Linked DNA regions of Homo sapiens: region 2 is linked to region 1. The links are chromatin loops, found by intact Hi-C in ENCODE. Cell type or tissue: ascending aorta. All regions are shown on one strand.

Region 1 (8,000 bases):
CGCTCCCTCCTCCACCCACTTGCTTCACTTTGCCCTCGGGGCTGCCAGGTTGTGGTTGTCTTCACTTTCGTTTCTCCTTGAGTCTCTTCTGCCCAGGCCTGTTCTCTTCCCACCTCCTCATGGAAGGTTCTGCTGTTTGCCGTCTTCTCTTTTCTAGTGATCTGCACCCCCTGGAAGAGGTGGTCTCCTGTTTTGTCTTTAAAAACCATCACGTGACCGGGCGCGGTGGCTCACGCCTGTAATCCCAGCACTTTGGGAGGCCGAGGCGGGCGGATCACGAGGTCAGGAGATCGAGACCATCCTGGCTAACACGGTGAAACCCCGTCTCTGCTAAAGATACAAAAAATTAGCTGGGCGTGGTGGCGGGCGCCTGTAGTCCCAGCTACTCGGGAGGCTGAGGCAGGAGAATGGCGTGAACCCGGGAGGCGGAGCTTGCAGTGAGCTGAGATCATGCCACTGCACTCCAGTCTGGGCGAGACTCTGTCTCAAAAAAAACAAAAACAAAAAACCCCATCACGTTTGGCTGGGTGCGGTGGCTCACGCCTACAATCCCAGCACTTTGGGAGGCCGAGGTGGGAGGATGGTTGTGAAGCCAGGGGTTCAAGATCAGCCTGATCAGCATAGCAAGACGCCATGTCTACAAAATACAAGGGGAAAAAAATTAGCCGGGCATGGTGGCACATGTCTGTAGTCCCAGCTGCTTGGGAGGCTGAGGTGGGAGGACTGCTTGAGCCCAGGAGTTTGAGGCTGCAGTGAGCTGAGATCGCACCACTGCATTCCAGCCTGGGCGACAGAGTGAGACCCTGTCTAATAAACAAAAAACAGGCCAGGCACGGTGGCTCATGCCTGTAATCCCAGCATTTTGGGAGGCCGAGGTGAAGGATCACTTGAGGTCAGGAGTTCTAGACCAGCCTGAGCAACATGAAACCCCATCACTACAAAAAATAAACAAAATTCACAGGGCGTGGCAGGGTGCGCCAGTGGTCCCAGCTACTCAGGAGGCTGAGGTGGGAGGATCACTTGAGCCCTGGAGGTCGAGGCTGCAGTGAACTGGGATCCAGACACTGCATTCCAGCCTGGGTGACAGTGAGAGACCCTGTCTCAAACAACAACAAACGAATAAACAAAAAACACCCAAACCATCAGGTTTTTATGCTGACACCCATGTTGACTGCTCAGCCCTCTCCCCGCAGTCTGACTTATATCCAGTGACTTCCTCTTGGATACCTGAGAGGCAGCTCCAGTCTCCAGTGCTCCACGCCGGGCTTCCCATACCCCCTCTGGCAGAGGAAGAGTCTTTTTTTTTTTTTTTGAGATGGAGTTTCGCTGTTGTCACCCAGGCTGGAATGCAATGGCAGGCTCTCTGCTCTCTGCAACCTCTGCCTCCCGGGTTTAAGTGATTCTCCAGTCTCAGCCTCCCAAGGAGCTGGGATTACAGGCATGTGCCACTATGCCCGGCTAATTTTGTATTTTTAGTAGAGACAGGGTTTCACCATGTTGGCTGGGCTGGTCTCGAACTCCTGACCGAAGCGATGATCCAGCCGCCTCAGCCTCCCAAAGTGCTGGGATTACAGGTGTGAGCCCCTGCGCCCGGCGGAAGAGTCTTCATGTTGTTTTGCGGCACCCTGCAGATCTGCCCCTCCCCTCCGTCCCTCCCCCGTCCCGTGACCTCTGATGTGCGCTTGTCTGCTGACTCTGGGGCTGGGGGCTGTGTTCTTCCCTAGGACTGCGGGCTGCAGCTGAGCGGGGAGGAGGGACGCCGTTGCTATCCCCTGGCGGGCCACCTACTGTGTCGTCGTTGCCACCTGCGGCGCCTCCAACCTGGGCCTCTTCCCTCACCCACTGTGCACGTCACTGAGCTCTGAGCAGGGGAAAACCCGTCCCTGGGCCGGGGTGGGTGTGGGTGTGGAGGGAGGGCCCGCGTGGGTGGCCCTGGTCAGCGTCAGGGGAGCTCCCTCCAATCAGTTTCCCACCGAGCTGCTGTCTGCAGGGGCCGGACCCCCGCGTGGAAGCTTCTATTTATTCACCGTCTGTGCCTGCTCAAGTCACTTCCCTGCGGGCCCTGCCTCCCACCCACCCCATCACCAGCTTTCCACTTGGAGGCCCCCTGTGCCCTGCAGCCTCAGGGTAGGCCGTGGGTCACCAGGCTGGAGAGGGCCCCTGCCTTGGCCAGGGGTGCGAGGTGACCCGGCTGCATTGCTGGGTGGGAGCTGCTGTCTGTTGTTCAGGGGCCTGGCCCCCGCCCTCCCCCCCGACCCCGACCTCGCAAAGCGCACTCCCGGGCAGGGTGTGGTCTGGAAGGCGGGGCTGGCGGGGACATGGGTGTTCCTGCATCTCCTAGCGCAGTTCCTGCTGGTGGGTGGAAGGGTGCCTGGTTTAGGCGGGGTCCCAGGAGGGGGTGAGGGGTGACACCCTTGGGGAGGGGGCCTGCAAAGGGCACTGCCTGTGGCCACGTGGTGTCTGTGGGAATTGGTCCTGGGGACTTTGATGGGTGTTTGCGGCCCCAGTTGCCGCCCTGCTCCCTCTTCCAGGGCTCCTGGCTTGGGCCCCCCGACCCCCCTGCTCAGCTCGGGAAAATCCCCGTGCGGCTCCAGCCCCGGGTCACGCTCAGGAGCGATGAGAGGGGCGCCCTGGCCACGCTTCAGGAAAGCCTGTGTCTGCGCGCGGGGCAAGGGGCTCCACGACAAAAGGACAAGATTTGACTTAAATTAAGTTTTTCCCTTGAGGATATTTTCATTTTCTTTAAAAGAATATAATTTTCTTCTAAGATCTTGGACCAGCCTTGTTATTTTTAAAGCAAATGCCGGCAAACTCACAAGTGTCTAGTTTGTCTGTTACGGAGCTGGTTTTCAGGTGGTAAGAACCTTGTGGTTTCAGGACTTTTGTCCTGAAATTCCTCTAAAACTTCGCCACGCGTGTCCACCTTTCAGACTTTAGGGTAGTGTGGGGTTCCGTGTGTGTCCGGGTGTTAAGGGCGGTCGCCCCATGAAATGCAGTGTGGAGGTCCCTCCGTGCTCCCCGGGACACACTGACGGGAATGTGGGGTCTGGACATGGGAGGCCCTGGTCCTGATGCGGAATCCCCAGGGGTTCAGGGGACATCTGGACTGAAGTCACTCGCCCCTGGGAGAGCCTGGACCCACCTCTTGGCTGCTGCTCTCCCCTTCCTCCCCCACCGTCAGGTGTGAGTTCTGTGAATCACTCGCGGGGCTGGGCTAGGCTCCGGGAACCAGCAGGGCTGTCCAGGCCGAGCCCAAGGGAACAAACACCAGGAGGCGCCCGCAGGGAAGTGGCGGCTTCGGAGTCCAGCAGGGCCGAGGCATGGCGCGGGCGCCACCTGGTGGGCTGAGCCGGCAAGTACAGGGGTGGTCAGGGAGCCTTAGCCAGGGACTTACACAGCGTGGAGAGCGCTGCATCTTAGAGTGGGGCCTTCAGCAGGACCAGGGGCCACTTCTTGGAGGAGGTGATCCCACTGGGGCCAGAGAGTAAAGTCCAGGCGTGGAGGCTCCGGTGCTGGCTCTCTCCTGCTAGCTGAGCTGCTTTTTCTTTTCTTTTCTTTTTTTTTTTTTGAGACGGAGTGTCATTGTGTCACCCAGGCTGGAGTGCAGTGGCACAATCTTGGCTCACTGCAGCCTCCGCCTCCCGGGTTCAAGCAATTCTCCTGCTTTAGTCTCCCGAGTAGCTGGGACTACAGGCGCACGCCACCACGCCCGGCTAATTTTGTATTTTTAGTAGAGATGGGGTTTCACCATGTTGGTCAGGCTGGTCTCCAACTGCTGACCTCAGGGGCGATCCACCCACCTCAGCCTCCCAAAGTGCTGGGATTACAGGTGTGTACCACTGTGCCCGGCTTTTTTTTTTTTTTTTTTTGAGACAGGGTCTCGTTCTGTCGCCCAGGCTGGAGTGCGTTGGCACAATCTGGGCCTACTGCAACCTCTGCCTCCAGGGTTCAAGTAATTCTCATGCCTCAGCCTCCCCAGTAGCTGAGACTACAGGTGTGCCCCATGACGCCCAGCTATTTTTTTTTTTTTTTTTTTTAAAGACAGAGTCTAGCTCTGTCGCCCAGGCTGGAGTGCAGTGGCGTGATCTGGGCTGACTGCAACCTCTGCCTCCCACGTTCAAGCATTCTGCCTCAGCCTTCCAAGTGCTGGGATTACAAGTGTGCGCCACCAGGCCTGGCTAATTTTTGTATTTTTAGTAGAGTCGGGGTTTCACCATGTTGGCCAGACTGGTCTGGAACTCCTGGCCTCAAGCGATCCATCCGCCTTGACCTTCCAAAGTTCTGGGATTACAGGCGTGAGCCACTGTGCCTGGCCTTACTTTTTGTATTTTTAGTTGAGAGGGGGTTTCAGCATGTTGGCCAGGTTGGTGTCAAACTCCTGACCTCAAGCGAGCCCACCTTGGCCTCCCAGAGTGTTGGGATTACAGGCTTGAGCCACCGTGCCTGGCCTGGGCTCCTTTGCCTTCTAACTGGTCAGTTGCAAAGCTGTCCTCTGAACTGTCCTCTCTGCTTCCTCCCTCAAACCTGCTTTGAGCCGGGTTTCTCCTTGTTGCCAACCCGGTCCTTCTCCTCCCCTTCCTTTGCATGTGCCATGGTGGGCCCTGTGCTTATATCCATGGGGTTGCTTCACTGAACCCTGCTCCATCCCGGTCACCATGCACGCTCCTGCCAGCTGGCCTGAGTCATCACAGCTTGGAGTCCCCCCAACCCCACCCAAGTAACACACTTTGTCAAAGGTCGCAGTCAAGGGACTGCATAGGCCCTTGGGGCAGTGGCCTCACCAGGCCACACTCTGCCCTTTCTTTCTGGGCCCCTGGGCCCCGCATTGCCTTCTGTCAGGGCTGGTGGCCACTGCTCCACCTCCTCCCCCGGAGCTGTGCATGGCAGTTCCCTCCGTGGGAGCCACTCTCCCGGGGTTTCTTCCTCTATGAAGAAACCTTGGCCTCTATGAAGTCAGGCCCCAGTTGTGACACCTCACTTGACACCCAGAAGTCTTGGCCTCTGCTCTCCAAGCTCATTTGCCAACAGCAGTATCTCCATTTCATGCCCAGGGGTGACACTGACCCCATGATTATAGAGATGGAGGATGCTGTGTGAGAACTGGGCTGAGCCATGCCAGTGGCCTGTGACCCTCCAGCCCTGGATGCCACCCCCCACCTGCCCAAGGGGACCCCCACTGATGTGGTCTCTGCTGACACCTGTGCCTGTGCCTGGGGTCCCTGTCATCCTTCCCTGGTCTGAGTGGCAAGTCTCCTGCCATCCCTGTCCCCGCTATGCGGTGAGCTCTTCAGCTTGGGCCCGCCTGGTGGCTCACGCTACTCTCCACCGTGCCTGGATTAGGGCGAGTGCTGAGGCTGGAGCTGACCCTGCCCTGGCCTTCAGGGTCTTGGCTTAGTTCCACCTGCACTGGTCCAAGTCCAGCCTGGTTGCCTAGTGAAGGATCCACAGTGGGTACATAAAGGGCCAAGCGCTGTCCACGTGGACACATCCTATGTGGGCGTGAGTGCTCCCTGCAATCCCCAGACAAGCCTGCCTCTCAGCGGGGCTCAGCTCAGAGACATAGACCCTGGAGGGCTGAGTCTGCCTGTGTGCGTGTGTGTGTGCATGTGTGTGTGTGTGAGAGAGAGACAGGGATGGGGGGAGAGTGTGTGTATCAATGAGAGAGACGGAGAAAGTCGTGTGTGAAAGGGATTGAATATTTCAGAAAATGAATGAGAGAGATTGGGAGAGATGGTGGGAGGTGGAGTGGGAGAGAGACCTGTTGTTTAAGAGGGAGACTGAGTGACTCCGAGAATGAGGGGGAAAGATACGGAGACAGGATAAGCTGCAGAGAGAGAGGGAGAGAGGGATTGAACTGGAGCGAGACCAACAGAGCCCTGACGCTGGGATTTGGGAGGATTTGGTGGGTTCTCAGTGACCCCACTGAGGCCTGACCCACCAGTGGAAAAGGCTCACCTCCTGTAAGTGACCACACTGTGGGGTGTAATTGTGTGTTTGTTTGTGTGTGTGTGTGTGTGTCTGTGTGTGTGTTGGCGTCGCCCTGATGGCCTCTTGGAGGGTCCTGGGGTGGGTGGGTCTTGGGCATGGGGTGCCCTCTGCCCTCATTCTTTCTTCATCCGGGCTCCCTGCCCCTGTTGGGGTGGGAAGCACAGATGTCAGCTTGCTGAGCTGCAGGTACCATGACAATCCCAAGTGGAACTGCTCTTGGGGGGCTGTGTGGGGAGGGGCCACTGGGCAGGATTTATGAGACCTGGGCAGAGGTGTGGGGAGCAGTGTGGGCCAGAGGGTGACTGGGGGTTGGGGTGAGTTGGGTAGGGTGCAGCTGTGCTCATCCCTCCCACCCAGCCCCACCCTGAGGCTGGTCTCTAGCTCGTGAGCAGAGGCCGAGAGAAGGCCCTTCCCCATCACGGGGTCCTGTCTCGTCCGGTCTGGCAGCCCTCATCTGGCCAGGAGGCCAGCAAGGACTTCCGGTGCCACACTCGGGAGGGGTGAGGGCTTTGCTGGCTGCAGGGTTAGGAGTAGGCGCAGCCTGTGGGGCCCAGGAGAACCTTGGGGTGGGGATCAAGAACAGGTCTGGGAGAGGGGGGAGCATCAGGGCCACCTGCAGCCTCCACCCAGCCCAGCTCTGGAGGCTTTGCCCCCACCCCGCCCCCATGGTAGGCGTGTTCCCTAGAGGCTGGTGGGGACCTGGGAGAGGGGCATGTGCACACATTTCATGGGGATGATGGGGGACTCTGGGAGCCAGCCTGGGTGGGGGCTCAGAGGTGGGAGGGGCCCTGAGGCCTGAGGTGGTGGAAGGAGCTCACCTATCTCAGGCCCAGGCCCTTGCCAGGTTCCTAGTCCCTGGCCGGATACCCCAGGGTGGCCTGGGATCCTGGAGAGTGCTCAGGAAACTCAGGAGGAGTGTGGACGCGGCTCCTCTCCTTCCACCCACTTCCCTGGCCCTGAGGGCATTGCTGGGCCACCATCCCAGACCTGGGGCATGTGTCACAGGGCTGCCAGGAGGGCATAGGGCCCAAGGATTCCCCAGGGATGCCAGCCCCCCTGTGGGCCCTCAGGACTGGTAGCCCTGGGCCCCCTGGCGCTTTGTAGGGAGGTGCTCAGCAGTGATGGTTGTGTGCCTGTCACACCCACCCACCTGTGCCTCCCCCCACCTGCCACGCCCATTGTCCTACACCCAGCGCACACTCCTCTCCACGCTGCGCACGTGAACCCGCCCGGGTCACACACCTGCCCTGCCATGGTGACAGGACTGTGTGGGATCTCTGCCTCCCTGCCTGAAGTTCCTGCCATTGGGACCTGTCACAGGCACACAGGACACAGCTGGCTCACCCTCTTCTCTGACAGCACCTGGGCCATCCCTGATAGTGATCAGCCCTGCTGAGGAAGGGTTAGGGTGGGCTGCAGGCTGGAGGCCAGGGAGAGGCCCTGGACCGGGCCTGGCATTTACTCACCCTCCTCCCATCCCACACTGTCCCGGAGCCTCCATCTCCACCTGAGCCAGCTGGGTTGATGCGGATTTCCAGGCATCCTCAGCGGGACCCATGGCCTGGGGTCACCACCTTCCTGAGCTGCGTGGATCTCAGCCAGGACTTCTCGTCCCTGAGAACAGATTGGGGCTGGGAGTCCCAGCCCGTCCCTGGACCAGCCCTGCCATCAGCTTGCCCAGCCTAGTTCCCTTTCTCTTCTGCGCTCTGAATGTGCACTCCGCGTGTTCAGATGCTCATGGTTTCTGATGAGAAGTTGGCTGTGTCTCTCACGGAGCCTCTCTCGGAGGTGATGAGTGACTTTTCTCTTGCTGCCGTCAAGATTCCTGGCTGTGGATTGGATGGATGGGAAGCTCTGTCCCTGAACAGCCCTTGTGACTATGGGGCTGTCCTTCCACAGTGTGCACTGAGGGTGCAGGCCAAACCTTTTAAAGAATAAACAGAAAGAAATCGGCTCTTTCACTTCTTGCAAGTTGGTGAAAACAGACTCTTCCAGGGAATTTTAACTTTTTA
Region 2 (8,000 bases), 140 kb before region 1:
GGATGCATTGCTGCCTGTATTTATGATCTTTTGCCGTGGTTCTGAGCATTCACCTCACCATGTTTACAAAGAACTGTTTTGTATATAGACATTTTCAGGCACGTGCTTTGCACCAACCCTGCGTGGCTCTTGTCTGTGTTAGCTGTCACGGTGTGCACACTAATCTCTGTTAAAGTTGTCTATGGCTGTTCTACTTGTAAGATAGTTTTCTATTTCCTTCAGTAATGTGTCCACAGTACCCTGTATTTCGAGTTCCATTATACTGAAGTACTCATGTTTTAATAGTGCCTCTCCAAAGGCCTCACCTTGGACAGAGGTCAATCCTTGATGCTCCAGCACAGGTGACGTCACTAATTGTCACTTTCCAGTTTGTTTTTCTCTATTAAGGAAGACATTTTCTAATTGCATCTCCATGGGCTGTGAGACTGTGTGAAGCCGTTTGTGTGGTCTCCATGTAGGTGCTGTGTTCCCGGCACCGCCTTGCTCTGAACACTGGTAATTCCAGGTGCTGCGCTTGGCAGAGGGGTCTCGCCAAAGCGCATGTGTGTGCATGTGTGAACGTGTGTGTCCTTTGCATGGTTGGGCGTGGGTGCCTTGCTAGGGCATCAGCAGGACATTGTGTGTATAGTTACAATGCTTCCAAACTGGAACTCTACATTTTGTATCTTTTAAAGCTCCTATAAGTAAAATAACTATTGGCTTTATTAAAAATATACATTTAATAATACTTTGTATCCTTGTTTAAAATGAACTGCAGAGGACATTATGTCAAAAGCCCTGCCTGACTCATTGCTTTGAAAAGCTGCATACTGAGTTGGTTTTTAGGTCAGCCTGTCCTCTGATTCTAGCAAGGGGAAGACCACTTGGGATATTACGGTGAGCTGAAGTGGATGGGCAGGAGGGAGAACAAGCAGCTACGCCTCCCCTATTGGCTTCCCTAAGGCCCAAGCTGGTTTAGGCCCCTGTGCAGGGGGAGCCAGTGCAGTAGTGAAGGAGACGTCCTCTGCAAGGGTGCAAGCTCTCTGGGTTGGGGTCTACCAACACCCATGTTCCACCAAATGTGGATGCTGTGACTTGCCCAGCCAGCTTGTCCAATGACGAGACCCAAGAATGAGGGCTTGTTTTACCCTCTTCCCAAACCAGGGACCCAATCTATGGCAGAGATACTGTGCCTTACAGGGATAAGAAGGACCTGTCTCTGCCGGCCGCAGTGGCTCACACCTGTAATCCCAGAACTGTAGGTGGCTGAGGCAGGTGGACCACAAGGCCGGGAGATCGAGACCATCCTGGCCAACATGGTGAAACCCCATCTCTACTAAGAATACAAAAATTAGTCGGGCATGGTGGCGTGTGCCTGTAATCCCAGCTACTCAGGAGGCTTAGGCAGAAGAATCGCTTGAACCAGGAAGTCAGAGGTTGCAGTGAGCCGAGATCGCACCACTGCACTCCAGCCTGGCGACAGAACGATGGGGCTGTCTCCAAAAAAAAAAAAAAGCCAGGCACTGTGGCTCACGCCTATAATCCCACCACTTTGAGAGGCTGAGACAGTAGATCATGAGGTCAGGAGTTCAAGACCAGCCTGCCCAACATGGCGAAACCCCATCTCTACTAAAAATACAAAAAATTAGGTGGTATGGTCGCAGGTACCTGTAATCCCAGCTGCTTGGAAGGCTGAGGCAGGAGAACTGCTTGCACCCGGGAGGCAGAGGTTGCAGTGAGCCAAGACTGCTCCACTGCACTCCAGCCTGGGCAACAGAGTGAGACTCTGTCTCAAAAAAGAAAAAGAAAAAAAGAAAAAAACAAAAACAGGACCTGTCTCACTGGATGATGCCATCGTGTTAAGCAGAAGAAAGATAGTATCATGAGACCCACAAATGGAGGGCAGGTCACAGGAGCATTTCAGCTCATTTTCATTTACAGAAAGACAGCACCTCAGTGGAACCTTTTTTGACGACCTGAAGAAAATGGAGTAATGTGGGCATTAATATATAAGCTGCTGGTGTAGGAACCACTCTTCTTTCTGCCAAGGTGCCCTGAAGTTGAGCATGGGGACCAAGTCCCAGAGCCTTCCAAATGCACCTCAGGACAAAGTTGCTCGGTAACGGCCATGTTGCCTGAGAGTGCTCAAGAATACACTGGAAGTTCATATTAAAAAGCTAGCAGGGGCTGGGTGTGCTGGCTCACGCCTGTAATCCCAGCAATTTGGGAGGCTGACCTGGGAGGATTGCTTGAGGCCAGGAGTTCAAGACCAGCCTGGGCAACATAGTGAGACCCCATCTCTTTAAAAAAGCCCATATTTTATTCCAGAGTGTTCCCATTTAACACAAGCACCCAGTTCTCTTGACTAGTTCTGATTCACAGCAGTGCTGGAGGCCAGAGGGCAGAAGTCCCGCAGCTCTGGCTGTGTGCAAATGAGTGGGGAGGGAAGCTGAGCAGATGCTACACCTGAGCTACTACTGCAAGGGCTTCACAGGCCTTGGCCCATCTGAGAAATGGGGGAGGATGCGCAGGCATCTTGAGGTACTTGGGAGGCTTGTGACCTTCCTCTCCCACCTGGGGGCTCCTTGGATAGGGGGCTTCCAGTTTGGAGGCTGAGATGCTGCATGCCAACCATGCGGCTGTGAGGGGATGGCCTTTTGTGCACTGTGTGGCCACTGCTGTGACCTGCCTCCTGTTGTGGAGACAGGAAATAAACCTTCCCAATGATCAGCTTCTCTACTGCCCAAAAGCATGTATGTGGACAGCATGACTGGCTACCTCCCAGCGACAGGTACCCAGGAGTCTGAGGCACCTCCAAGGGTAGACTCTGGAAATAACACATGCACCTAGCCTTACAGCACAGGGGTGAGCTCCTGGGCCCAGGCCTGTGTGTGTCAGTGAGGGGACTGGATGTGGCTTGTACTGGAATATTGACTTGGAGATGTGGGCCTAGGTGAGGGAGAAGGATTGTTTCAGGCGTGTCACATTCATTTCAACATTCACGAATGTCATATAAGGGCTAGGCCCTTGCTAGGAGCCAGGACTGCAAAGATACAGTCCCTGCCTTTAAAACTCAGTATTTTAGGGGAGACAACCCATCTTTCCCATCCTTGATAAGAGAACCACCATCCACCAGCAACCCAGTTGCTCAGGCTGAAATCCCAGAAGATATTCTTCGTTCTTTTATTTCCTCATTCAACTAATCAGCAAGTCCTATAAGTGTATTCCCAAGCACACTCAAATTCCACCATGTTCTGGCCAGGCGCGGTGGCTCACGCCTGTAATCCCAGCACTTTGGGAAGCTGAGGCGGGCGGATCACCCGCGGTCAGGAGTTCGAGACTAGCCTGACCAACATGGTGAAAACCCATCTCTACTAAAAAATACAAAAATTAGCTGGGCATGGTGGCAGGTGCCTATAATCCCAGAGAATCGCTTGAACCTGGGAGGCGGAAGTTGCAGTGAGTTGAGATCTCACCATTGCACTCCACCCTGGGGGACAGAGCAAGACTCCGTCTCAAAAACAAAAAAATTCCACCATGTTCTTACATCTCCACTGCCATCTACCTGGACTTCACCTGGCTCCTGCCTCTCCCCCCACAGCCTCAGGGTTTCCCATGCACCCTCCCCTACTTCCAAGTAGCCTTGCCGTGTGTCCTCCAACTTGCCTGTTGCTCCCAAGGCTGCTTGGGCCTCTCCATCGGTTTTCTGGGGTCAGAGCCCATCTTCCAGCCTGTCTTCGTTTCTCATGATAGCACTCAGCACTCTTCTGGAATTTTGTGTTTGCATTTGTGTCTCACTGGAATGAAGGCCCCATGAGAGCAAGGAGCGAGTCTTGTTCATGGCCACATGTGCAAGGTGCAGGACAGCTCCTGTGACCACCACAGTGCAACTTGAGACAGATGAAAGGACGAGTTGCTGGGGCCAGAACTTACGAATTCTAATACTGAGCAAAAAGACAGAACTAGAGGCCGGGTGCGGTGGCTCACGCCTGTAATCCCAGCACTGTGGGAGGATCACTTGAGCCCAGGAGTTCAAGGCTGCAGTGAGTCGAGATCTTGACACTGCACTCCAGCCTGGGTAATATAGCGAGACTGTCTCTAAAAACGAAAAACAAAAACAACCAGACGAAAACATTCTCGCGTTGGGCTAAAAGAATACTATTAAATACATCATCTGGGCTGTTCCAGGACTGGGAGGGGATTAGCACTACGGTGGAGCTGCGGATAGGCCCAAGCAGGCCTCAAATAAATGTAAAGCTTTTTATTCTCGTGGAAACAGCTATGTACAATGGGGAAAATGTTTTTAAGCATCTAGCAAAGGATTCACGGGGCTCTGGTAATGAAGCCCCGAAACGACAAGACTGGATCGCGCAGGGTAGGGCCAACACCAGGGACAAACCCCCGGCCTCTTGGGGGCGCGGTGAGTAGGTGGCCTCTCCAAGCACCACTCCCGATGTGCGCATGAGCGCAGCCGCCCCTACGCAGCGCGTGCGCACGTGCACTCACCACGTCCATCCCAGACGTGCGGACCCGGGTGTCTGCAAGGTTCAGTCTCCACACCCCAGCGCCCGACCCTGCGCGGGGACATGCGCACAAGCGCGCGTCCTGACCACCCGGACGTGCTGGCCCACACGCACACGCGTGCGCATTACCCCCGCCCCATCCGCGCCTGCGCTCAACCCCGCCTACACCTGCTCCGTGGCCTCCCCGGAGGCGATGAGCCAACCCCGGTAGCTCCAGAGGCGTGGTCCCCTCGCCTTCGCCGGTCAACATGACTCAGCATCCTCGGTGGGCTCGCCTCCTCCCCCGGAACAGCTGTCTAAAATCCATGGGCGTGGAAACGCCACGCCACGCCCCGCTCCCGACTTCTTCAGCTCAGGCCCCAGAACTGACCACCCCACCAGTCCTCTGCCCCAGTCCCTCTGCCTTCACTCCCATGGCCACCTGTGCTCCAGGGCCTGCCTGACCCCTGTCCAGCGGCCCTGAAGTAAGGTCTGTGATGTCTAAATGCCGATACCTCAGTTTCCCCATCTTTAGAACGGGGCTCTTGTTTGGAACTGTGCCCGCCACAGCCTGCAGTAAGTGCTAGCTTCATCAATACTCAGTGGCAGTCAATTGCTTTTCCAGGGCTGCCTTATGCTTGAAATTAAATCTTTGCTATCCAGAGTTAGGACTGTCCCCGGACTTCCTAACTTGCCTCTGCTGTCAGGTGTACCCTCTGGTCCGCTCCTCTCTCAGGGCCACATCATCTTGCTGGGGGCACGTGAAGGTGTCCGGCTCTGCAGCATGTTCTCTTGGAATTTCTGGGCTAGGTTTCCTTTCGATTCTCCTTGGTCAGTCCCTGGCCTGGGGGCATGACCCCTCCCAGCTTCACTACCCCCCAGGATCCTGGGGATTCTGAGCCCTAAGCTCTGCGATCGGCAGGACTTGGCTCAGCATATGGTAGTGATTGTACTGATGGTGATAGACAACAGAATATAAAATGACCTTATGGCCAGGCACAGTGACGCATACCTGTAATCCCAACAGTTTGGGAGGCTGAGGCAGGAAGATCTCTTGAAGCCAGGAATTTGAGACCAGCCTGGGCAACACAGTGCAACTCAGTCTCTACAAATAATAATAATAAGAAAATTAGCCGGGACGGGGTGGTCATGCCTGTAGTTCTAGCTACTCAGGAGACCGAGGTGAGAGAATCGCTTGAGCCCAGAGTTCAAGGCTGCAGTGAGCTATGGTCATGCCACCGCACTCCAGCCTGGGTGACAGAGCGAGACACTGTTTCAACTAATAAGACATAACTGGGATGATGAGGAGTGGAGAAAGGGATTGCCTGCTCCTCCACTTTCCCTCCACCTTTTTCCTAGGACTGAAGAGGAACTGGCAGGAGCACAGGTCTCAGGAAGGAACCAGGCAGCCTGGGTTGATTCTCTAGTTAAGAGCAGAGTGGCTTGTTTCATATTTCTTTCTTTCTATTTTTTTGGAGACAGGGTGTCACTCTGTGACCCAGGCCGGAGTGCAGTGGCATGATCTTGGCTCGCTGCAACCTCTGCCACCCGGGTTCAAGTGATTCTCCTGCCTCAGCCTCCCCAGTAACTGGGATTACAGGTGTCCGCCACCACGCCTGGCTAATTTTTGTAATTTTAGTAGAGACAGGGTTTCACCATGGTGGCCAGACTGGTCTCAAACTCCTGGCTTCAAGTGATCCACCTGCCTCGGCCTCCCAAAGTGTTGGGATTACAGGTGTGAGTCACTGCACCCGGCCTTGTTTCACATTTCTTTCTTTCCTTTTTTTTTGAGACAGAGTCTCGCTCTGTCGCCCAGGCTGGAGTGCAGTGGCATGATTCAGCTCACTGTAAGCTCTGCCTCCTGGGTTCACTCCATTCTCTTGCCTCAGCCTCTCAAGTAGCTGGGATTACAGGTGCCCGCCACCACGTCCAGCTAATTTTTTTGTATTTTTAGTAGAGACGGGGGTTTCACCATGTTGCTCAGGCTGGTCTCGAACTCCTGAACTCGTGATCCACCCACCTCAGCCTCCAAAAGTACTGGGATTACAGGCGTGAGCCACCGTGCCCGGCCTCATTTCACATTTCTTAACCTCTCTGTTAAATGGGGAGGACAACAGGGTATCCTTCATAGGACTGCCATGAGGGATACATGGAAAGGATTTAGCATGGAGCTGTGCACGTAGTAAACCTGGCTGGAGTAGTGGCCGTGTTGGTAGTTTTGTAGTATGATGATGAATGGCTTTGGATTAGTACTTTCTAATCCAAAATGGCTTTGGATTAGACTTTTCTTCTTACTTTTCTGTGCTTTCTCCCTGTAGCCACTGTGATTTATGGCCCACCAGATAGGAACCTAGTTTCCTGCTAACATAGAAAATCCAGGCTGGGCGCGGTGTTGCATGCCTGTAATCCCAGCACTTTGGGAAGCCGAGGTGGGTGGATTACCTTAGGTCAGGAGTTCGAGACTACCCTGGCCAACATGGTGAAACCCCATCTCTACTAAAAATACAAAAATTAGGCCGGGTGCAGTGGCTCACGCCTGTAATCCCAGCACTTTGGGAGGCTGAGGCAGACGGATCACGAGGTCAGGAGATCGAGACCATCCTGGTCAACACAGTGAAACCCCAACTCTACTAAAAATACAAAAATTAGCTGGACGTAGTGTTGCATGCCTGTAATCTCAGCTACTCGGGAGGCTGAAGCAGGAGAATTGCTTGAACCAGGGAGTCGGAGGTTGCAGTGAGCCGAGATGGTGCCACTGCACTCTGGCCTGGTGATAGAGGGAGACTCCATCTCAAAAAAAAAAAAAAAAAAAAAAAATTAGCCTGGTGAGGTGGCGGGTGCCTGTAACCCCAGCTACTAGGGAGGCTGAGGCAAGAGAATTGCTTGAACCTGGGAGGTGGAGGTTGCAGGGAAGCAGAGGTTGCAGTGAGCCAACATCGTGCCATTGCACTCTAGCCTGGGCAACAAGAGTGAAACTTCATCTCAAAAAAAAAGAAGAAAAAAAGAAAATCCATGTAACTGGAGTTTCAAAGTAAATGTGAAATCTGGAATAGTTGAAGCTTCTGGGAATCACAGAGGCCAAGTTGCAGAGGTGTACATTATGGAAGATTAAAAGGCAGGGGAAACCTTTGAAATGGCAATCATCAGAGGCCTCACCTCCTGCCTCTTTCGCAATACCCAAAGCTGTTTCTAGGGTTCCTGGTGGTCGGGAGAGGACACTGGACAAGACTGTGGCAGTGGAAAGGTGAACACCCGTAACATCTTTGGAAAGACTTGGAGTTGTGAATGACAACTGAACTCCAAACAGACACTAAAGGGAATCGTTGGTTTACATTCTAGCTGCAGGTAGAGGTGGCCTGGCCCCAGGAACCTGGGCACTGTGAGATTCACTCTGACATCTCTGTGGGGATCATTCTCTTCGTTATTTTCCTCAAGACCAGGGGCTAGAGCTCAGGTCTGTCCTTTCTGACAGGCAGCTTAACACCATAAAAAGCAGAGACTTTCTGCTGCTGGCTGCAG

What was found. Peaks named below come from ENCODE experiments on the same cell type or tissue, not always from the same donor. Only the 100,000 strongest peaks of a DNase experiment are listed, where the experiment ranks them.
Region 2: a loop joins it to region 1, with 4 times the contacts of the local background. A loop is called at or near these places in 9 of 110 quality-filtered maps.

What each region holds. Positions count from the first base shown.
Region 1 is chr19:34,498,405-34,506,404 of GRCh38, forward strand. It overlaps WTIP (WT1 interacting protein), which reads left to right. Exons shown (of 8, transcript NM_001080436.2): 8 at 1,725-8,000. The coding sequence ends at 1,865. Among named protein-coding and RNA genes, the nearest start is that of WTIP, 21 kb to the left of the region's middle. RefSeq lists enhancers at 1-754, 5,015-5,836, 6,847-7,347, 7,348-7,848 and a silencer at 3,406-3,465. In ascending aorta, a CTCF peak has its summit at 3,303 (motif pointing left); DNase peaks (open chromatin) are centred at 1,887, 3,287, 4,677, 6,587 and 3 weaker places; H3K27ac peaks cover 1,945 bases.
Region 2 is chr19:34,354,840-34,362,839 of GRCh38, forward strand. It overlaps GARRE1 (granule associated Rac and RHOG effector 1), which reads left to right. Exons shown (of 14, transcript NM_014686.5): 14 at 1-727. It also overlaps a transcript of GPI not described here. Among named protein-coding and RNA genes, the nearest start is that of GPI, 6.4 kb to the right of the region's middle. RefSeq lists an enhancer at 5,081-5,687. In ascending aorta, a CTCF peak has its summit at 4,363 (motif pointing right); a DNase peak (open chromatin) is centred at 4,592; H3K4me3 peaks cover 1,584 bases; H3K27ac peaks cover 2,344 bases.